Linked DNA regions of Homo sapiens: region 1 is linked to region 2. A link is an interaction called in ENCODE POLR2A ChIA-PET data of the cell type or tissue named here. Cell type or tissue: HepG2. All regions are shown on one strand. Links, peaks and the distances in the headings refer to the core of each region. The heading gives the core; the rest is flanking DNA. Region 1 overlaps LOC105376291 (a long non-coding RNA gene). Region 2 has its middle 61 kb from the start of C9orf50.

The links. ChIA-PET counts read pairs that join two places held together with the same protein. Peaks named below come from ENCODE experiments on the same cell type or tissue, not always from the same donor. Only the 100,000 strongest peaks of a DNase experiment are listed, where the experiment ranks them.
Region 1: POLR2A ChIA-PET joins it to region 2 with 5 read pairs; 4 of 35 experiments call an interaction of 5 or more read pairs at or near these places.

What each region holds. Positions count from the first base shown.
Region 1 is chr9:129,442,080-129,453,536 of GRCh38, reverse strand. LOC105376291 (a long non-coding RNA gene) reads right to left here. Exons shown (of 3, transcript NR_188645.1): 3 at 5,986-6,765. Among named protein-coding and RNA genes, the nearest start is that of LINC00963, 41 kb to the left of the region's middle. In HepG2, for the core only: a CTCF peak has its summit at 10,317 (motif pointing right); a DNase peak (open chromatin) is centred at 6,154; H3K4me3 peaks cover 47 bases; H3K27me3 peaks cover 1,092 bases.
Region 2 is chr9:129,553,921-129,565,377 of GRCh38, reverse strand. No RefSeq gene overlaps it. Among named protein-coding and RNA genes, the nearest start is that of C9orf50, 61 kb to the left of the region's middle. RefSeq lists a cis regulatory region at 6,402-6,415 and enhancers at 6,336-6,480, 6,493-7,138, 7,787-8,432, 8,433-9,080, 9,728-10,375. In HepG2, for the core only: no CTCF peak of the experiment used is centred there; DNase peaks (open chromatin) are centred at 4,307, 6,417 and 7,777; H3K4me3 peaks cover 463 bases.

The sequences.
Region 1 (11,457 bases), core at 2,338-10,337, 110 kb after region 2:
CCCTATCCCTCCATCCCCCACCCTCCATCCCTATCCCTCATATTTCCATTCCCCATCCCTCTACCCTCTCACCCTTCCATCCCCCATCCCCATCTCCTCATCCCCCATCCCTCCACACTCCATCCCCATCCCTCTACTCCATCCCTCCATCCCTCTATCCCCCATCCCCCCTCTTCCACCCCTCCATCCCTCCATCCCCCATCCCTCCATCCCTCCATCCCCCATTCTCCCATCCCTCCATCCCCCATCCTCCCATCCCTCCATCTCTCATCCCCATCCCTCCATCCCTTCATCCCCATCCCCCATCTCCTCATCCCCCATCCCTCCATACTCCATCCCTCCATCTCCGCATCCCTCTGTCCCTTCATCCTTCCATCCTTCCATCCAAAGAACATTTCTTCAGCACAGGAGAGGTGCACTCAGCCCAGTTTCGGGGCTAGGAAAGGCTTTTAGGAGGAAGAAACCTACGCTGAGACAGGAGAATGAGTCGGAGGCTCCTAGGCTAGAGAGGAAGAGAAGGTATTCCCAACAGAGGACAGGAGGCAAGAGGCCTCTTGAGGGCCATCCAGTTGCATTCTGGCAGTCACTTCAGAGCGGGTGGCCCACCAGAGCACAGGAGACGCTACTTAGGCTGGAGTGGGCAGCAGGGCCAGGCCGTGGAGCTGGGACCACCTGCCCGGCATGGAGCAGGGCCAAGCGAGAAGGGAACGTGGAAGGTACAGAAGGCCAGGTCCTCGTCCTCTGGCTGTTTACCACCGGCCCTTCCAAACAGGCCTGTCCCCCACGTCCCTCCAGGCTTCCCAATCCTTTGAACTCCCAATATGCTCATAGTTAAAACCTGCAGTTCCACCCCTGCAAGCTTTCTGTTGCCGTGTGTGCATTCCAGCTTCTTTGGGCAGGGCTGTGCCTTATCCTTCTTGGTGTCCTGCCCCATGTACTTGGCCAGAGCCCCCCAAATATTCAAGAGATAAAAAATACAGGTGGCCAGGCACGGTAACTCATGCCTGTAATCTCAGCACTTTGGGAGGCTAAGGTGGGAGGATTGCTTGAGGCCAGGAGTTTGAGACCAGCCTGGGCAACAAAGTGAGAACCTGTCTCTCTATAAAAACAAATCAACAAACAAAAACACAAAAAATATGAAACCTCCCCCTAAAGCCTCCTCCTCCTCTTCTTCCTCTTGGGGCTCCTGAGTATTGGCCTTATCCCCTTCCTCTCTCCCCAGCACCCCGCCATATCCAGTCACCAGCATCTAATGATTCTGCCCGCAGCACACCTGGACTCTCCACCATCCTCGCCCTGCCTGGTCACCTACATCGGCGGGAATGGCAGCCGCCTTCTCTCTGCCCTTCCTGCCTCCAGGCCACACACACAGTGCAGTCAGAGGAGTCTTTCTAACACATAAGCTGGGCCACGTCCCCCTCTCCATTGTCATGCCTCCCGCTGCCCTCTGGATAAAGTCCTAAATCCCCGCCACAGCCTGAATGACCCTTCCCAGGCTGGCCCATGTCCACTCCTCTGGGCTCCAGGTTCATCCCTCTAAGACATGAGAGCCATCCAGTTCATTGCCGTCCACACTGCGTCTCTGAATCCACAGTCCTGGCTCCTGCCCCTGGGCCATCTTGGCTAACAGCCTAGAAGAGTCCCGAGTCTTCAACTGCCTGGTCAGACCCCCACATCATCCCGTCCCCGTGAGCTGGGAACCAAGTCCGTGTCCTCCACACCACGTCCAACACCTGACTGGCCCTGGGGCAACAAAAAATCTTGCACTGGCTGCCTGAATATTAGAGTTTACCCCCCAGGCCCTCCCTCCCTGGGTCTGACCGTTCCCGTTTGCTGTTTGTGCCTTAAACCAAAGCCAACTGCTTGGCCTCTTCTCTGCCTACAAAACATTTTTACCGATTTTATGGCTGCGAAAATTTCCTTCCTGTCTTCACATTCACAGGAAAGAGAGAGCCCTGGCCCTGACTCAGAATTGGATTGTAGCTGGAGGCGTCCTCTCCAAGCCGGCTCCAGAGAAAGGGTTTATCTGTTTGTTCCTTGACCTTGAGCAGCCACTGAGGCAGCCAGAAAGAGGAGAGGCAGGAGCTGGGAGGAGAGCGAGGAGCAAAGCTGGGGACCCTGCGCTCTGCCCCGAGGGACCCACCAGCCAGGTGACCGGAAATAAGTCGGAGGGAGGAGGCAGCCGTGCTGTGTGCAGGGCCAGGGCCACGGAGGCCCAGGGGGACGTGAAGCAGCGCCTCTCTGCTGTGGCCCTGCAGGTCCGTGGGCTGTGCTGCCTGCCTTTCCCCATCCCCGGTCCCCCTGGAAACTGAACAAAGAACTGGAAGGAGACGTCAGCCATCCAGGCAGGAGCCGACCCTGCCCAGCCATCCTGGGGCAACTGCGGCTGTCACAGACCCTGCCCCAGTGGAGGGAATAGCCCCAGGCAGTCTGACCTTGTCCACAGCGAGCTTCCACACTAGGGGTGGCGGCACCGGCAGGGGCAGGAGATAGAGAAAGAGACAAAGAAAAGGAACCCTTCTCAAAAAGGCCTCTTCCTCCTTTCTGCTCCTGGTGCGTGACTAAAATGTAACCCAGACATTTATTGAGCACCTTTGTCTGTGGTATCCTTACCCTCAATGGGCCAACCGTCTTTTCTTCAGCTGAATTAGGGGCAGGCTTAAAGTGGGAACTGTTTTATTTTTGCCAAAAGAATCTCATTGTTATTACATAAGTAATGCATGCCTATTGTAGATATTGTAGAAAATATAGATGAATCCAATGAAGAAAATATAACCACTCACTCTTTTTTTTTTTATATTAGAGACGAGGTTTTGCCATGTTAGCCAGGCTGGTCTCGAACTCCTGGCCTCAGGCAATCCACCCGCCTTGGCCTCCCAAAGTGCTGGGATTACAGACATGAGCCATCGCACCCGGCCTAATACAACCACTGTTAATCCCATCCCTTATCGATGACCCTCTTTGGTTGGCCCCCTTTGGTATTTGGAGGGGTTGGGTCTCCTCCTGGTCCTCTGTATCTGACATTTGCTTCGAGCCTTGCACACAGTGGACATGGAAGATGACTTTATGGCTGATCACTTATCTGTGTATTCATTCTTCACTAACCCAAGGAGTATTCACTGAACCCTCAGGAGGTAACCATTTAGTGGTGTTTTAAATTCTTTGGGAGGGGACTGGGCACATTGGCTCACATCTGTAATTCCAACACTTTGGGAGACTGAGGCGGGTGGATCACTTGAGCCCAGGAGTTCGAAACCAACCTGGAAAACAAGGCGAGAACTTGTCTCTACTAAAAATACAAAAATAATTAGCTGGGCGTGGTGTTGTGTGCCTGTAGTCACAGCTACTCAAGAGGCTGAGGTGGGAGGATTGCCTGAGCTTGGGAAGTCGAGGCTGCAGTGAGCTGAGATTGTGCCATTGGCCTCCTGCCTGGGTGACAGAGTGAGACCCTATCTCAAAAAAAAAAAGAAAAAAAAATGGCCAGATTCGGTGGCTCATGCCTGTAATCCCAGTACTTTGGTAGGCCGAGGTGGGCGGATCATGAGGTCAGGAGTTCGAGACCATCCTGGCCAACATGGTGAAATCCTGTCTCTACTAAAAATACAGAAATTAGCCGGATGTGTTGGCGTGCGCCTGTAATCCCAGCTACCCAGGAGGCTGAGGTAGGAGAATCGTTTGAACTCGGGAGGCGGAGGTTGGAGTGAGCTGAGATGGCACCACTGCACTCCAGCCTGGGTGACAGAACAAGACTCCATCTCAAGAAAAAAAAAAAGTGATAAAATAAGCATAAATAACTTATTTGGGAGTGGAGAGAGATGTGTGGAAACCCAGACTGGTGCCCGTGTAACCCAAATAAAAGCTGGGCTTCCATGTAGTTCAGTCGCTGCCTCCTGGGACCTGATAATCCAGCAGTCACAAGTCATTTAAACGAACTTTCTGAATGTCCTTGTGACTCCCGAAGAGCCTCAAAGGGGCCGAATTCAAACCCCACAGCAACAGCTCTCACCAGCGCCCGTTTCCTTGCTCCGGTTCTCTCCATTAGACTGGCTGTTGTTTTGCGCATGCTGGAGGCTGCCTGACAGTCCTGACACCAGCCTGCATTCTCCCCTTCTCCCTCGAATATTTGTTATGTAATGTGTTCAGTGGGCAGACCCTTCCCCGCCCGTCCTCATGATCCATGCCCCTCTGGTGAGTGGTTCAGAGCCCACGCTCTGGAGCGAGACCCTCTGGGTCCAAATCCTGGCCCCGCGAGTCACACGCTGTGACTTGACCCCGCGCTACCCAAGGCGCGGTCCGAGGATCAGTGCTGGGCCACACACTGTTTGTGGACACGACACGCTAACTATAGAACTGAGGATAAGCATTTAGCAACTTTCATAGCAATTTGACACTGCCTACATCCCATTGTGACTGTGTATATTATAAAAATATCATTCCTGACAGATTGGAACATTTTTTCTCGAAGTTCCTTCATCACAGATAGTTTGGGAAGCACGGATTCAGCCTACTGTGTGCCTCAGTTTTCTCACTAGTGAAATGGGAATAATGATGGTCTGTAACCTCACCACATCCCTGAGAAAGTGTAAAGGAGTAAAATTAGGGAGGGCTCTGAGGCTGGGGGCTGGGCATTGCAATCGCTCAGTAAATGTCAGTGTCACTATCATTTTGACACATTCTCCAGATTCTGCATTACAAACACCAGATTCTCCTCTGAGGGCAGAGGAGGAATTGTTGGGGAGAGAGTGGACCCCATTCAGTGTATCCTACCCCACCCCAAGTTCCTATAGCTTTTAGCCAATCCTTGAGATTGGAACACCTCTATCACTGCATCCAAAACCTTTCAGGTTTCCAAAGGAACTACTGGGTAGTTTATTCATCCACTTAACAAATATCTAGGGCCAGCACCATGGCTCACGCCTGCAATCCCAGCATTTGGGAGGCTGAGGTGGGCAGGTCGATTAAGCCTAGCAGTTTGAGACCAGCCTAGGCAAGATGGCAAAAGCTCATTACTACAAAAAAAAAAAAAATGCAAAAATGGCTGGGCACGGTGGCTCACGCCTGTAATCCCAGCACTTTGGGATGCTGAGGAGGGCAAATCACCTGAGGTCAGAAGTTCGAGACCAGCCTGACCAATATGGAGAAACTCTGTCTCTACTAAAAATACAAAATTAGCTGAGTGTGGTGGTGCATGCCTGTAATCCCAGCTACTCAGGAGGCTGAGACAGGAGAATAGCTTAAACCCCGGAGGCAAAGTTTGCAGTGAGCTGAGATTGTGCCTTTGCACTCCAGCCTGGGCGACAGAGCGAGACTCCGTCTCAAAAAAAAAAAAAAAAAAAAAAAGCAAAAATTAGCCGGATGTGGTAGCGTGCACCTGTGGTCCCAGCTACTCGGGAGGCTGAGGTAGGAGGATCACCTGAGCCCAGGGAGGTCGAGGCTGCAGTGAGCCATGATTGTGCCGCTGCACTCCAGCCTGGATGACAGAGAGAGACCCTGTCTCAAAATAAAATTAAAAAATAAAATAAAACCAAATATCTATAGCCCACGTACAGGGTGAGAGCTGGAGAGTCTAGTGGTTAGGAACTTTGGAGCAAGATGGCCCTGGGGTCCAGTCTTGGCCCTGCCACTTACTACCTGAGTGGCCTTGGGCAACTCACTTAACCTCTCTGAGCCACAGTGTTCCCAGAAGAGAGTCAGGAGGAGTCCTAAGCTCGGGACTCAGTTCAAAGCTGAGATTTGGCCTTCAATGTGCACATACCTGCAGAAAGCCTGGCCACCCCAGACACTCACTACATCCAGGCTTGGATTTACAGGCTGTGGTGACCTCCCAGGTTCCCTACCCTCAATGAGTTCCTGTGGATTAAGAAGGAACGGGTGGTGCCTTGACATATCAAACTTGTCAGGTGTTACTTCTAGAAAAATAAATGAATTTAAGGGCTTTGAATATTTGAGAATGGAGAGATTTAAAAATGTAAAGGTTTCTTAAGATGGATAGAAGACTTACCAATTGGATTTGTATTCTGTGGAACAGGGAGGCTTGTGTGAGGCCTCTCTCTAGAAAACGCAGCTCTGTTTAAAGGGAAAAGTGCAGGCAGGCTGGCCAACCCACGTGATGGCTCTTGAAGCTTCTCTTTTGAATGGCCTGCTAGGACTTGGGCTCCGGATTCACTGGCTAACGCAAGTCACGTGGCCAAACATGATTTGGTGGGGAGGGGAAGTGTACCCAGCACTGGATGCTCTGCATGTCACGTAGCAATGGGGCAGGATGGATAATCCTCTCACTGAGGGGATGGTGAATAACTGGAAACAGTGACCAATCTGCTGCCGTTCACCATCTTGGTTGCAAATATCACTCCCGTCTCTTGCATGGGCGTGGTGGATTGGAGATGGCTGCAGATTCTTAGTCATTACTCTCAGCAAGACCTGGAGTCTTTTCCTCCTCCCCTTGGATCTGGGCTGACTCCAGGACTGGCTTTCATCAACAGGATGCAGCAGAAGCGACGCTGTGTGACTTCCGAGGCTGAGGCTGCAGAGATTTGAGGCATCTGCTCTCACCCAGCTTGAAGTGCTTCCTCTTGGAAGCCAGCCACCGTGAAAAACCCCGCCATGCTGTGAGGAAGCCCAAGAGAGCTGCATGGAGAGAAGGGCCTGTGGAAGAGCCCTGAGGTGCCACTCACATGAAGTGAACCTTTGTGGACCTTCCAGCCCAGCTACCAGCAAAACGCAAGCAGCGAGTGTCCCCAGTCAACGCTTCTCTCTATAGGAGACCTGTAAATGGGGTGGCGGGGGGAGCAGGAGGAATTTTCTGATCTCACACACTGTTATGAGTTGAATTGTCTCCCCACCCAAATTCATATGTTGAAGCCCCCACCTTCAGTACTTTACAAAGTAATGTATTTGGAGATAATATCTTTTTTTTTTTTTTTTTTTGAGACAGAGTCTCACTCTGTCGTTGCTCAGGCTGGAGTGCGGTGATGCGATCTCAGCTTGCTGCAACCTCTGTTTCCCGGGTTCAAGAGATTCTTGTGCCTCAGCCTCCCGAGTAGCTGGGATGAGAGGCGTGGTGTTGCATGCTAATTTTTTAGCTTGGACTACTATTTTTGTATTTTAGTAGAGACCGGGTTTCACCATGTTGGCCAGGTTGGTCTTGAACTTCTGACCTCAAATGATCTTCAAATTTTTTGTAATTTTTTAGCGTGGGCTAGTTTTTTTGTATTTTTAGTGGAGAGGGGGTTTCACCATGTTGGCCAGGCTGGTCTGGAACTTCTGACCTCAAAGGATCTGCCTTCCTTGGCCTCCCAAAGTGCTGGGATTACAGGCGTGGGCCACTGTGCCTGGCTGGAGATAAAATCTTTAAAGTGGCAATTCAATTAAAATGAAGTCGTCAGGGTGGGCCTTAATCCAATGTGTCTAGTGTCCTTATAAGAAGGAAATGTGGACTCACAGACTGAGGCGTCAGGCAGGTGTGCACAGGCAGGAGGCCACCTGAGGACACAGGCGAGCCAGGGAGGGAGGGCCTTGGAAGAAACCAGCCCTGCTGGCACCTTGATCTTGGACTTCCAGCCCCCAAAGCTGTGAGAAAATACATTTTTATTATTCAAGACACCCAGTATGTGGTATCTCGTTATGGTGGCCCCGGCAAAGTAATACACTCAACATACAATGGTGGAATAGGATGACCCACAAACGCTCTCCGTTGGAAAGGAGAAGAACAAGACTGGGCGCAATGGCTCACGCCTGTAGTCCCAGCACTTTGGGAGGCTGAGGTGGGCGGATCACTTGAGGCCAGGAGTTCAAGACCAGCCTGGACAACATGGCGAAACCCATCTCTACTAAAAATACAAAAATTAGCCAGGCATGGTTGCATGCACCTGTAATCCCAGCTACTTGGGAGGCTGAGGCATGAGAATTGCTTGAACTCAGGAAGTGGAGGCTGCAGTGAGCCAAGATTGCACCACTGCACTCCAGCCTGGGTGATACAGTGAGAGCAAAGAAAAAAGAAAGAAAGAGAGAGAGAGAGAAAAGAGAAAGGAAGGAAGGAAGGAGGAAGGAAGGAAGGAAGGAAGGAAGGAAGGAAGGAAGGAAGGAAGGAAGGAAGGAAGGAAAGAGAAGAGGAGAGAAGAGAAGAGAAGAATAGAGGCGGTGTGGTGGCTCACACCTGTAACCCCAGCATTTGGGGAGGCCAAGGTGCGGGGGTCGCTTGAGCCCAGGAGTTTAAGACCAGCCTGGGCAACATAGCAAGACCCCGTCTCTACAAAACAATACAAAAATTAGCCAGGCATGGTGGTTCATGCCTGTAGTCCCAGCTACTCAGGAGGCTGAGGCAGGAGGATCACCTGAGCTGGGAGGTTGAAGCTGCAATGAACTGTCATCACACCACTGTATTCCAGCCTGGGCGACAGAGCAAAACTCTGTCTTAAAAGTTAAAAAAGGGCCGGGCGTGGTGGTTCACACCTGTAATCCCAGCACTTTGGGAGGCTGAGGCGGGTGGATCACCTGAGGTCAGGAGTTCAAGACCAGCCTGGCCAACATGGTGAAACCCCATCTCTACTAAAAATACAAAAATTAGCTGGGCGTGGTGGTGGGCACCTGTAATCCCAGCTACTCAGGAGGCTGAGGCAGGAGAATCGCTTGAACCCAGGAGGCAGAGGCTGCAGTGAGCCGAGACTGTGCCACTGCCCTCTAGCCTGGGTGACAGAGTGAGACTCCGTGTCAAACAAACAAACAAGCAACAACAACAACAAAAACAAAATTTAAAAAAAAGAAAGGAGAGGGGTGGAGCAGTAGCAAGTGCTGGTCCTCATGAGTTCTGAGTCCTGCTGGGTGGATTCGGCAAGTGCCACCTGCCCTGGGGAAAGAAACCCCTCGACCAGGCCCCATGGTGCTCTCTGGAAATTACTCCCGACTCCCCTGTTCTCCTGCCCTTGGGCCGTCCTCTGGGAGGCCTCCTTTTCTATAACCTCCTTGACCACACGGGATGAGGACCCTGGAGAAGAGGGTTTCCCTGGGGGCTGAGCAGCTTCCTCGGGCTGCTTCCCCGTTGGCGCCCAGAAGTGGTTTTGTGTTGTTGACGGTCACAGTCTCTTTTAATCCAGCTGACAGCTCTGCGGACAGTGCCACCCTCTTTAAAACTTTGTAACTTTTGCCCAATTGTTGTCACTCAGCTCTTTTTGCCAAAGATACACCCAAGGCCGGGTGCGGTGGCTCACGCCTGTAATTCCAGCACTTTGGGAGGCCAAGGTGGAAGGATCACCTGAGGTTGGGAGTTCAGGACCAGCCTGGCCAACATGGAGAAACCCTGTCTCTACTAAAAATACAAAATTAGCCGGGCATGGTGGCGCATGCCTGTAACCCCAGCTACTCGGGAGGCTGAGGCAGGAGAATCACTTGAACCCGGGAGGCGGAGGTTGCCGTGAGCTGAGATCGCACCATTGCACTCCAGCCTGGGCGACAGAGCGAAACTCTGTCTCAAAAAAAAAAAAAAAGACACACCTAACTTTCTTCTAGACATGGCTTTCTAGACAGAACTGTGGGCCTGCAAGCTTTTCTGAGGTTTCAACAAAGGGCGTGATGGCCACACCCTTGGTATGATCTTTACCCTGAGACTGAGTCTTAACTGGGCTCTATCACACAGAGTGTTTCTTAGTTTTATTATTATTATTTTCTTAAGCCCAGAATATTCTTTATTGACTATTTGTAGAGTATCCATTTTAAAGAGTCTTCACAGAAAGTTTAAAATTCATAATTAGCTGGGCATGGTGGCACATGCCTGTGGTCCCAGCTACTCAGGAGGCTGAGGAAGGAGGATTGCTTAAGCCCAGGAGGTCAAGGCTGCAGTGAGCTGGGATCGTCACTGCATTCCAGCCTGGGTGACAGAGTAAGACCCTGTCTCAAAAAAAAAAAAAAAGAAAAGAAAAGAAAAGGAAGAAGAAGAAGAAGAAAGAAAGCTTAAAATTCACAATTAGACTTCTCAAACAATACATTTCTGGGGACAGACAAAGTTAAATTTAAAACTCTTATCTGCTCCAAGATCATATTGTGTGTTCCAAGCACAAATATGTCAGAAATTTTTTCTAAAATGTCATTTGGCACTTGAGTCTTGCAGAAGCGACAAACTGCCAGAGGGGCAGGGACTGTGTCTGTTTTGCCCACTTATTATGCAAAAGAGCAGGATTTTCCAAAAATGGCCCTGGGTGCTCACTCTAGGTTGTCTGGGTGATGAACTGGCAGGATGGGGTGGAGAATTGGATCGCACCTTTTTCCAACTCGGGGATAAGTGGTTCGTGCCCAAGCACAGCTTCCCTGGCCCACCCCAGCCTTCTCCCAGCTGGGGGCACAGCACCCAAGCTCAGCCTCCTGCAGCACAGGTGGCCTCCTGCACGTGACAGTGTCTGGATCCTCCCACGGACTATGGACCTTTGGGCACTGGGCGCCTGGAGCACTCACTTAGTTGCTCTTTCATTGGACCGAGATGAGGAATAGTTGCCTTTTTCAATCCTGCAAATCCAACATTTCTGGATTTTCTCTTTCCCTTTCATTTCTGCTTGCAAGTAGGTTAATTCCCTTAGATCCCATCTCCTGTCTGTAGGGCCCTGTGAAATGCGGCGTATTCGTTTGCTAGGGCTGTGGTCACAAAGTCCTGGGTGGCTGAAACACAGAAACACATTGTTTCACAGTTTGGGAGGCTGGGAATCCAAGATCAAGGTGTCAGCAGGTTGGTTCCTCATGAGCGCCGTAGGGAAGGATCTGTTCCAGGCCTCCCACGTTGGTTTATGGATGGTTGATTTCTCCCCGGGGTCTCCATGTCATCTTCCCTCTGAACATGTCTGGGTCAAATCGCCTCTTTTTTTTTTTTTTTTTTTTTTTTGAGACAGAGTTTCATTCTTGTTGCCCAGGCTGGAGTGCAATGGTGCGATCTCGGCTCACTGCAACCTCCACCTTCTGGGTTCAAGTGATTCTCCTGCTTCAGCCTCCTGAGTGGCTGGAATTACAGGCGCAGGCCACCACGCCCAGCTAATTTTTTTTTTTTTTTGTATTTTTAGTAGAGACGGAGTTTCATCATGTTGACCAGGCTGGTGTCGAACTCCTGACCTCAGGTGATCCACCTGCCTCGGCCTCCCAAAGTGCTGGGATTACAGGCGTGAGCCACTGTGCCCAGCCTTTTTTTTTTTTTTTTTTTGAGACAGGGTCTTACTCTGTCACCCAGGCTGGAGTGCAGTGGCAAAATCATAGCTCACTGCAGCCTCGAACTCCTGAACTCAGGTAATCCTCCCACCTCAGTTTCCCAAGTAGCTAGGACTACAGGTGTAGCTTTTAAAGCTTCTGCTGGCCACTGATGTGTGGTCACTTCTGCTCACATTTCACTGGCCAGAGTAAGTCACATGGCCAAGCCTCGTCAGAGGGCGTGGAAGGACGTTCTGGGGACAGGATGGTATAACCTGCTTAGGAGAAGGAATTGCT
Region 2 (11,457 bases), core at 388-8,387:
TTTGGGAGGCTGAGGTGGGCAGATCACATGTGGTCAGTTCAAGACCAGCCTGGCCCACATGGTGAAACTCTGCCTCTACTAAAAATACAAAAAATTAGCCAGGCATGATGGCGCATGCTTGTAATCCCAGCTACTTGGGAGGCTGAGGCAGGAGACTCCTTGAACCTGGGAGGCAGAGGTTGCAGTGAGTTGAGATTGCGCCACTGCACTCCAGCTTGGGCGATGAGCGAAAGTCCATCTCAAAAACAATAACAACAGCAAAAAAAACACAAAACCATCTGGTCTTCTCCCTGGCCCTAGGAACACTGAGGCACACAGAAAATCAGTGACTCAGCCAGGTCTTCCAGTGTGGAGATAGAGCCAGGATTTCAAACAAGACCTGCCTACCTGGCTACAAGGCCACAAAGCCACGTGTTTTCCATGGCACCCACCTCCCTCCTGCCCTGTGTTTGCCCCCTTCATCAATATCTGACATCCCATCTGCCATCATGACACATGGGGGTGAGCAGAGGAGTGCAGGGAGGGAAGGAGAGGAGGAAGAGGAGAGTAGGAGGAAGATGAACTTCACGGAGCTGCTGGGCCCTGAATACCCATTCCCTAGCATGACACTCAAAGCCATGGCCAACCAGGCCCATCCTCAGTCCTGTTTTTCCCTTCCTCCCCTGCCCCCCGAACTGTGTCTCATTTCCAGCCACATGGGACACCTGGCCACTCCTCACACTCACCTCTCATACTCCTGCCCCTGAGGCTTTTCCTAGACTATTCCCGGTACTCTGCCTAGCAAACCTCTGTACCAGGGATCAGACACGCAGCTGTGAGCTAGGGGGGTCATGGCCCTGGCCCTCATAGTTTTCAGTGAAGGCGACACATGTATATCTGGGTGAGTATCTGGAGGAATGCGTGTGTGCACCTTTCGTTAGCCTTTTTTTTTTTTGAGACAGGATCTCTGTTGCCTAGACTGGATCACGGCTCACTGCAACCTCCATCTGCCCGGCTCAAGGGATCCTCCCATTCAACCTCCCGAGTGGCTGGGACGACAGGTGTGTGCCACCATGCCTGGCTAACTTTTATATATATATATATATATTTTTTTTTTTAAGAAATGGGGTCTCACTATGTTGCCCAGGCTGGTCTTGAACTCCTGACCTTGTGATCCGCCCGCCTCAGCCTCCCAAAGTGCTGGGATTACAGACGTGAGCCACCGTGCCTGGCCTAGTTAGGCTTTTCTAAGCATGAGGACACGTTGCACACACGTCTCCGTATGTATATAAGTGTATGTGCATTGTGACCATAATGGACACGACTGTTGTAAGGGTGAAGGGAAAGCTTCTCCTTCACCCTTGAAGGTTTGCTGAAAAATCACCTCACAAAAAGTCAGATTAGGCCGGGCGCGGTGGCTCACACCTGTAATCCTAGCACTTTGGGAGGCCGAGGTGGGCGGATCACGAGGTCAGGAGTTCAAGACCAGTCTGACCAATATGGTGAAACCCCACCTCTACTAGAAATACAAAAATTAGACGAGTGTGGTGATGCACGCCTGTAATCCCAGCTATTCAAGAGCCTGAGGCAGGAGAACCGCTTGAACCCAGGAGGCGGAGGTTGCAGTGAGCCAAGATCGCCCCATTGCACTCCAGCCTGGGTAACAGAGCGAGACTCCGTCTCAAAAAAAAAAAGTTAGATTGATACAAAAAAAGGATATAAATTTATTATTCCATTGCACATGGGGAGAGTCAGAGTGACTGCCCCATATCCCAGTGGGATACAGATGCTTGCATACCCTACTTCTTAGGGGAAAGGGATATCGGGAAGCATGGGTGACTTTAAGGGGATAGTAAATGATTTTTAGGGTCTGGCACGGTGGCTCACGCCTGTAATCCCAGTACTTTGGGAGACCGAGGTGGGTGGATCACAAGGTAAGGAGATCAAGACCATCCTGGCTAACACAGTGAAACCCCATCTCTACTAAAAATACAAAAAATTAGCCAGGCATGGTAGCACGTGCCTGTAGTCCCACTTACTCAGGAGGTTGAGGCAGGAGAATCGCTTGAACCCAGGAGGCAGAGGTCGCAGTGAGCTGAGATCGTGCCACTGCACTCCAGCCTGGGAGACAGAGCAAGACTGTCTCAAAAAAAAAAAAAAAAACAAAAAAACCCGAATTTTTGGGGAATTCGATGGGCTCAAAGAACATCCAATGGTAAGTCTATTCAGCCTGCAGAGCAGACAATCATTTGTGACAAAAGTCTGTCCAGATTCGTTGACCGACTTTGTCTTCCTTCCTGTGATATGGGTTTAGTTACTGAAAACTCAGAGAAGGGCCCAGAGGTCTTTGTCTTCTTCTTTGGTAGGTCCGGACTCTAGGCAGATAAGGGAACCTCAGCCTGTGCTTTGGAAGAGGTGGAAGATTGAGAGACAGGAGCTGGGTGGGCGGGGGGACAATTGTTCTCCTCAGTGGATCTGTCTGGTCCTTAAGCAGGGAGGGGAAAAGTCTCTTCTAGCATCTATTGATCTCTAAGGGTCTTTAATTCTAAACACTCATGATACCAGGGAGCCGTATTGGGGGATAAAGTTCCCTGCATTCCTTCGCTGTGTCTGTGTAATGCTGACTGCATGGACAGATGTAGAAACACGAATAGCTCCATGCATGCACAATCATGAATATGTTCGCGTGCATGTGAGCATTTACGTATATGTGCATCTTTGTGGACATTTGTATGTGCATCTTACATGTGCCCATGTCTATCCATTTGTACTTGGTTTTCAGTGCACATTTGCGAGCGGGTGAAAATTTCTGTGAATGTTTATAAGCACATGGAACGGGCATCTTTGTGGCTGCGGGAGTTGCACGGGTGCGTATGTAATGGCTGTATGTACATCTGTACGTTTAATGTGCAGTTGCATGCATAGTGCCATGCACAATCTCTGTGCACACCTTTGTGGTTTCTTTGCATATGCATCTGTGTCATTCCCCTTCACACACGTGTGTCTGTGTGGGTATCTTCCCCTGAGTGCACGAACATTTCTGTGGGTGCTTGTGCCTCTGTGCACATTCTGAGAGGTGCCCTGGGTGTGTGCAAGGGCACACTCATTAGGGGTCACAGCACACTGCCTGCCATGGGGAGGAGCGTGCTTTTCCGGGTTTGCTGGAGGACAGAGAGAATGGGGTGGAGCTCGGCTGCTGGTTGCCTGATGGGGGATGCTGAGGGAGGCAGAAGCCATCCAGCGCCACCCAGCTGCCCCTCACCCCTGCCTTCCCACTGCCCAGCTGGGGTTCAGGAAAATGGCTTCCTCCTGCTTCCCGCAGGCCTGCAGGGCTGGTAGGGGCGGGAGCCTGCCGCAGCCTCGAGCAGGCTGAGATCTCCTGGGGCCCTTGCCAAGGGAGCCTCTCAAGCGCCTCTGAGGTTACTGAGCCGTGCTGCGCTCCTGTGTCCACTGCGTGCGCTCGTCGCAGCTGCGCCTGGGCCTCTTTTCTAAAGGTGCCGTGCTCCAGTGGCCGGCTGTGGATCCTGGCTTCTCTCGAGTTTTTCTCCATCTCACAGCCCTGGCTTCAAAGTGCAGGCCGGGGGTGGGCCAGGGCTCTCCTCTTCCGCAACTGGAGCTGCCCAGGCAAGCCAGACACACAAGCATGTCCGTCCTTGGGCTGCATCCTGGCTGACAGCGATGTAGCCCCCGGTGCAGAAAATCAGCTTGCGGGCGATATCTCAGTAATTCAGAACACTTTACCCCAACCCCGAACACCCTCTCTCTGTGTTCCTGTCACCCCTGCACCGGGGATCAGCTACTCACCTTCTGGTGTGACCCCTCATCCTCTAAAGACCTGGGGTCACCCAGAGTCCTCTCTCCCCACTCAGAGTGTCCCTTCTGGGTACCCAGAAAGACACCCTGGCCGACACGCTGGCCTCTCCCTTCCTGCACCCCATCATCCTCAGGGACCTCCACTGTGCCCCCTGTACCACAGACACCCTGACCTGATCACTGCCTCCTCGGCCCCATTCTGAGGTCTGAAGGTCAGATATCCCTAGCTCCACACTGCCCCTGGCCACCTAGCCCTCACTGTCCTCAGAAGCACTTTAAGCTCACCCCCCTCTTCCAGAACCCTCTGTCCCCACAGATCCCACCCCTCCCAGAACTCCTCATGCCTACCACTTTCCATACAATATCCTGTGACAGTTCCGCCCTGGTGCCAGCCCCAGCTGGGGGAACCCAGACCAGCCTCACCAGACTTGACCTTTAAGCAATGGCCTTGTCACTCTAACCCAATCTCTGACACGTATCCTTCGGTTTCCCTGCTGGCTCTCTGCAGGTCACTCATGAGGCCGCCCACGTGGCGCTTGTTGCTTCACCTCTCGAGTAACTGACGGTATGTTCTGGCCCTCAGCTCTCCCGGGCAGTGTCCATCACACTCATGGCTTCCTAGACTTCCATCTCCGGTCTAATCACCTTCCGAACGCCAGAACCATCACGTCTGCTGCCCTTGAACACCTCCCCTAGGTGTCCCTGTGGGCCACCCAGGTTCCCTCCACCCCAGTCTTCCCCACCTGCTTCTCCTTCATGCTTCCCTCTCAGGGAGTTTGAGACCAGGCTGACCAACATGGAGAAACCCCGACTCTACTAGAAATACAAAATCAGCTGGGTGTGGTGGCGCATGCCTGTAATCCCAGCTACTCGGGAGGCTGAGGCAGAATTGCTTGAGCCTGGGAGGCGGAGGTTGCAGTGAGCCGAGATTGCACCATTGCACTCCAGCCTGGGCAACAAGAGCAAAACTCCGTCTCAAAAAAAAAAAAAAAAAAAAAGTAAAAGTAAAAGAAAGTCAATCACCAATAATGCTGGAATATGTCAACTTTTCTCCCACCTCTTGCCACTGATCCAGACCCCATTCCCTCTGCCCGGGTGATCCCTTATAGCTACCCAGGGCTGCGGCTTTGCTCCATTCAAGCCATTTTCCACGCAGCAGCAGCCAGGGCCGTCTTTCCAGAGTGTATTAGGTTGGTGCAAAAGTAACTGTGGTTTTTGCAATTAAAAGTAATTGTAGGCCAGGCACAGCGGCTCATGCCTGTAATCGCAGCACTTTGGGAGGCTAAGACAGTTGGATCACTTGAGGTCAGGAGTTCGAGACCCACCTGGCCAACATAGTGAAACCTGGTCTCCACTAAAAATACAAAAATTAGCTGGGCATGGTGGCACACGCCTGTAATCCCAGCTCCTGGGGGGGTGGGGGGGCAGGGCTGAGGCAGGAGAGTCGCTTGAACCCAGGAGACGACAGCTGCAGTGAGCTGAGATCACGCCACTGCACTCCAGCCTAGGCGACAGAGTGACTCTGTCTCAAAAAAAAAAAAAAAAAAGGAATTGCAAAAACCGCAATTACTTAATAGATCTGACCAAGACTCTCCCCAGGTTCAAACCCCGGCTTCAAACCTTTTGCTCCTTATAGTCTTTTTTTAAAACTCTTATCTGTGGCTCATTGTGTCTCAAGACAGCCAAGCAAACCGAACTGCTAGGAATTTTCCCAATGGAACATTCTCTCTGCAAGTCCTTTGCTCTTGCGGTTGCTCCTCCAGGAGCTCCTGCCTCCCTCTTCTCTTCCCTTCCTTGAGGCTCAGCATGGGAGAGGCCCTGCTGCAGGTGCCCTCTGACCTCTCAGGTAGGGGAGGGGGCCTCTGTCCTCTGCAAACCTGCGCTGAGTGCTCTGGATGGTTCCGTCCCTTGGATTGGGCCTCCCCAAGGGCAAGACCCTGCCTGGTTCACCCTGGCCGCTCATGCAGAGGCCTGCCTAACATAGCTGCTGAATGAATGAATGAATGAATTGAATTGAATAATGGACAAAGCCCAACAGGGAGGGTTAGCATAAAGGGGAGACAGGCCAGGACTGTGGGTCAGCAGACCCTATCCTCCTCCCAGTCCCCCCAGCTTGCTGTGGGCTTCTTTCTAGCTGGTTACGGCTCTGAAGTTCTGTTTTATGCATGACAAAGTGGTCTCCAAGGCATCTGGCTCCAACTGCCACATGCTCACCCATTTCCACAGCCACATGGAGGGAATCACAGTCATGCTGAGCCCATCCTCCTTGGGTGACTGATGGAGAAACTGAAACTCAGGGGTGGGGTGGCTGTGGGTAGGGGAAGAGCTGGACCTAGCGTCGCTCAGCGCTGGAAGCCCACGTGCAAGGAGTGTGGAGAGAAAGGAGTCCCTCATGCCCTGTGTGCTGGAGTGGTGGCCTCCTGGGCTGGCCGGGGCCCTCGGGAGTTGGGGTCAGGACTTCTCCTGTCTGGTCCTTCCCCAGGATTCAGAACCTACCAATAGGGAGGAAGAAGAGCAGGGTCGCTCTGAATGGGTCACATATCCAACTGGGGGAGGACATTGCAGCGGGCAGCTCAAGGTCATCCCGAGGTCAGACTCTGTCCAGCTTAATTATTCATTAACCAGGCGAGTCCAGGCATTGAGTTAATGACCAGCACCAGGCTGGGGCCAGTTCCTCCCCGGAGGGTGGGCGTGACCTGCAAGGTCGGGGCAGCCTGCACCTGAGTAGTTGGTGGAGCATTCCTCCCTCTGTCCCTCCCTCCCTCCCTCCCTCCCTCCCTTCCTTCCTTCCCTCACCCTGTGCCTGGCGATTAGCAGGGCCCTGGAGTCCAGATGGGCAGGGGAGGGGGGCGGGGCAATGGAGACAAGGACAGCTCAAAGTGGTCTGTGCATGGCAGGGATGGCACAGGAGTGCTAGGGAGCCCAGGGGAGACCCCCGGGCAGTGTGGGTGAAATCAGCACAGCTGGTGGAGGGGAGACGTCCCGAGGAGCCCCGCAGGGTCCGTGCAACTGGCCCATATCCCACTGGTTTGGTGCCGTCAGGGTCCTTGGCAGGCTCCCAGCCCACTCCAGCCTGGCTCACCTTTGGCGGCACCCCCTTTTCCTCAGGGCTGTTGCCATCGAGATGACTTCTATCCTTGCTTCCCTTTCGCCGGGGCTCCCTGGGGACTGCCTCCAGTGGCCTGGCCGCCAGGCCACCCCATCCGCTGCGCCTGGCTGTCCTGCAGGGTTTGTGGCCTGGTGGCTGAGGAGGGGACTGAGGGTCCCCGCAGTGGAGGCTGGAGCAGGATGGCCAGAGGACAGTCCCCAGGGGAGTGAGCAGCCAAGGGGAGGGTCCCAGGGGGCGTCGGGGAGAGGGAGGCTCCGAGGACCCGGGCTGGTGGTCTTGTCCTGGCACTGGGACGGGATAGCCTGGGCTTGGGGATCTTGTGTGCTGGGGCCCCGGTATGCACGTGGGAATGGTGGGGTGGGAGAGGAGAGTGAGGCAGAGTTGGATGGAGATGAGTTTTCAGGGTGTGCAGGGTAAGAAGGAGACAGACAGGGAAAAAGCTAGACTGAGCCCCAGCGGACAGGGGTGAGGCGGGGACCACCATGGTGGGGATGTGGGGACAGGGTGTCTCTTTGGAAGGTGTTACGACCCCCCTGACAGCCAGGTCCCCAGCATGGGGGGCCAATCTGGATCCTGACCGGGTGGGCCTAGCACTGGCGCCCCCACTCAAGTAGGAACCCTCGAGAAACCAAGGGGAGAGGGGAGTGGGAGGTGGGCTTCGGGCTTCTGGGCCTGGAGGATGGGTGGTGGGGGTGAGGGTGGAAGCCCTGACCCCAGCCTGGCTGGGGTTGCCCTGGCAGGGGCGGAAGCTGCCACCGCAGCCCTGGGCCAGCCCCACCTCTCCCAACAAAGGCCCAGCGAGGAGAGGGCGTGTTTGTTCAGGCTGGAGGCTGGTGGGGGGCAGGAAGCGGAGTTTCAAAGCGGTGTCACCCTTTGTTACCCCCTCTTCAGTTCCACCTCCCGCCCCAGGCTGCATTCCAGAACCGGAGGGGGTCCTGCCCTGGGAGAAATCCGCTTAGCCAGAGGCTCGGGTTACATACAGCCCAGCTGCGGGCGAGGCCCAGGCCTTCCCAGACTGACACTGAGGGCTGCCCGGACTTTCCCAACTGCTAGACCTGCTCCTGGACCACCCTGTCCCCACCCTGGGACCCCCTTCTGGACCTTGGGCCTTAGGAGGGAGGAGGAAGGAGCCGGGAGGAGAAGAGAAGGGGGAAGGCCCCAGCCCCATCCTCTGTAGATGATGGGGGATGGGGTTTGGGTTGTTTTTCTGGAAGGGAGCGGGGACTGTTGTTTTCTGCCCCGAAGCTGACCTCGGAACAAAGCTTGCCAGGAGATTCCTGGTTTGAAGGAGGTGGGCTGTGGGGAGGGGGATTCTTTCTTTCCTTGTAGGCCACATAGTATCTTCTCTTATTTTTAGTACTTTTTCTTTTTAGTACTTTCTTGATGTATATTTTACGTTTGGTAAAATGCCCTGATCTTCAACGTATAACCCACAATTTCTTACATGTTTGTTGGCAAGACAGCCGATGGCTTCCATCCCTCCAGAGGGAACCGCCAGCCTGACCTCCATCACCACCGACAGTTTTGCCTTTTCACCCAACTGAAATCAGAGCACGCACTCTGCCTCTCCTGGTTTCTGCCCAGCGTACTATTTGGGACCTGTCCCTGTCCAGGCCTGTCTCCGTAGCCCTCCCCTGCCATTGTTCAGTAGTATTTCCCTGTCTGTTCATCCCCTTGCTAATGGCCAGGCCTATTGTTGCTGGTCCTGGGCAATGATATGTGAAGCGCTGTGGGTCACCTGTCTTTGAGGAGAGGCAGGGACTGATGTGACTTTTTATTCCCCAGTACCCCACCAGGAGCAGGCATTGACACAGGGCCCTGGCACATGCTGTTCTCTCAGCCAGGAGCCACTCCGCCCCCTGTCCTTGGAGTGACTGGCTCCTTCTCAGCTTTCAGGTCTCAGCCTAACCGTCACCTTCTCAGAGACACCGTCCCTGACCACTTGGTCTCACAGCATCTCCCATCCCTTCACCCCAGATCTTGTTCTTTGGTTCAGTTATCATGGTGGGATCCCGATCCCACCATGGATCCCGATCCAGACCCCAAGAGAGGGTTCTTGGATCTTGGGCAAAAGGCCGAGGCGGGTGGATCACCTGAGGTCAGGAGTTCGAGACCAGCCTGGTAAAACCCTGTCTCTACTAAAAATACAAAAAATTAGCCAGGTGTGGTGGCCAGTGCCTGTAGTCCCAGCTACTCGGGAGACTGAGGCAGGAGAATCACATGAACCTGGGAGGCGGAGGTTGCAGTGAGCCGAGATCTCCCCACTGTACTCCAACCTGGCGACAGAGTGAGACTCCATCAAATAAAAAAGGGTGGTTACTCCATAGACATAGCAGCCAGGGCTGCTTGTTGCCCACTTTAATGGTTATTTCTTGATGATATGCTAAACAAGGGCCTTCCCAGCCTGAGACGGAGGGCCGCCCGGACTTTCCCAACTGCTGGCCCTGCTCCCGGCAGTTCATGCCTCCCCTTTTTAGGTTATATAGGGCAACTTCCTGGCGTTGCCATGGCATCTGTGAACTGTCGTGGCGCTGGTGGGAGTGTAGCAGTGAGGACGACCAGAGGTTACTCTCATCACTATCTTAGTTTTGTTGGGTTTTAACCAGCTTCTTTATAGCAACCTGTTTTATCAGCAAGGTCTTTATGACCTGTGCCTTGTGCCGACCTCCAGTCTCATCCTGTGCGACTTAGAATGCCTTAACCATCTGGGAACGCAGCCCGGTAGGTTTCAGCCTGATTTTACCCAGCCCCATTCAAGATGGAGTTGCTCTGGTTCACATGCCTCTGACAGTGGGGCCTTTATTGCTATTTGCTGCCATCTTATCCCTGTGCTATTTCTTTTCTGTGGTCCCCACCAGAGATTTTGCATCCCAGTGCCCAGCACAGGACTTGGCACGGGATGATTAATCTGTGGGTTCATCTGTAGGCATTGGGTGGTGCAGACTATGCTGGGCTGAGAAATGCCTGGCCCTGTGCTTGCTGGATGCGGCAGAGACCAGGAAGAGGTGGACACAGCCCCTCACACTCTAAGCCTGGTTGAGGGGGGGCTCAGGCTCCAAGCCCCTGTCCCTGTCCCTGCAGTGAATGGTCTTTTGCAAACAAGAACCAAACATCCTCCTTTTTTTTTTTGAGATGAGGTCTTGCTCTATTGCCCAGGCTGGAGTGCAGTGGTGCAATCATAGCTCACTGCAGCCTCGACTTCCCAGGCTCAAGGGATTCTCTCACCTGAGCCTCCTCAGTAGCTGGGACTATAGGCATGTGCCACCACGCCTGGCCAATTTATGTATTTTTTGTACAGATAGGGTTTTGCCATACTGCCTAGGTAGTCTTGAACTACTGGACTCAAGTGATCATCCCACCTCAGCCTCCCAGGCATGAACCACCTCGCTGGCCTGCCCTTCTGTTTTATCAGTGTGTAGCGGCACTGGATTGGGGGATGAGCCAGCTCTAGGTGCCGGCCTTGTTTAGGCTCAGCCAATTCCTTGGCAGTTGATTGGTTCAGGAGCTCTGGTCTAAGCCAATCAGCACACAGCAGCATCTCCTGGGGATCTAGGTTGGTCCAGGCTGGACCCAGGAGGCCCTCTCTCCCTCCTGCTGGGCTCAAGGAAGGAAGCAGGTGGCCTCCGCTGCTCCCTGAGGAATAAGCTCCCACTGAAGAAGGGACTCCAGAGGACTGCCCACCTCTGGGCTTCCTGTTGTGTTGTGCCATGTGATATCCTTATTGCTTAAGCTAGCCGGGGTCAGATTTCCTGTTACTTACAGCCAAAAGCATCCCCTCTGAGGCAGCGTGCGGAAAAGGAAGCCATGCCATCCAAGCAGACTCCCCTGTGTGGCCCTCAGGCCTCGAAGACCTGGTCCCACCTTCTCTTTCCTTTTTTTCTTTTCTCTTTACTTTTTTTTGAGACGGGGTCTCGCTCTGTCACCCAGGTTGGAGTGCAGTGGTTCGATTTCAGCTCACTGCAACCTCCATCTCCCTGGTTCAAGCGATTCTCCTGCCTCAGCCTCCCGAGTAGCTGGGATTACAGGCGTGCACCACCATGTCCGGCAAATTTTTTGTATTTTTAGTAGAAACGGGGTTTCACTGTGTTGGCCAGGCTGGTCTCAAACTCCTGGCCTCAAGTGATCCACCCGCCTCGGCCTCCCAAAGTGCTGGGATTACAGGTGTGAGCCACCCGCCTGGCCCTCACTGCTAATTTACCACCAGCTGTGAGATTCTCCATTCTCTCAGCTCAGCGTTTCTTGCCTCCTGTCTCTTGCACCTCAGCGGGGGAGCACAGTGGGGTCTGAGTCAGCTCCTGCTAAGGAAAGGACTAAGTGAGCAGAATCTCCTCCTTGTACCTGATGGGCAAAGGTGCAGATGGCACCTGCTAGAGCTGCGTCCTTAAGAGACACACAGGGATCAAGTGCTTGGGGAAGAGCATTAAAGGGGGTATGGGGCCATGCTGCCAGACACCCTTTAGCAAAAGTTTGAGGCAATAGCAAAACCCCGTCTCTACAAAAAATACAACCAGCTGGGCATGGTGGTATGCGTCTGTAGTCCCAGCTCCTCAGGAGGC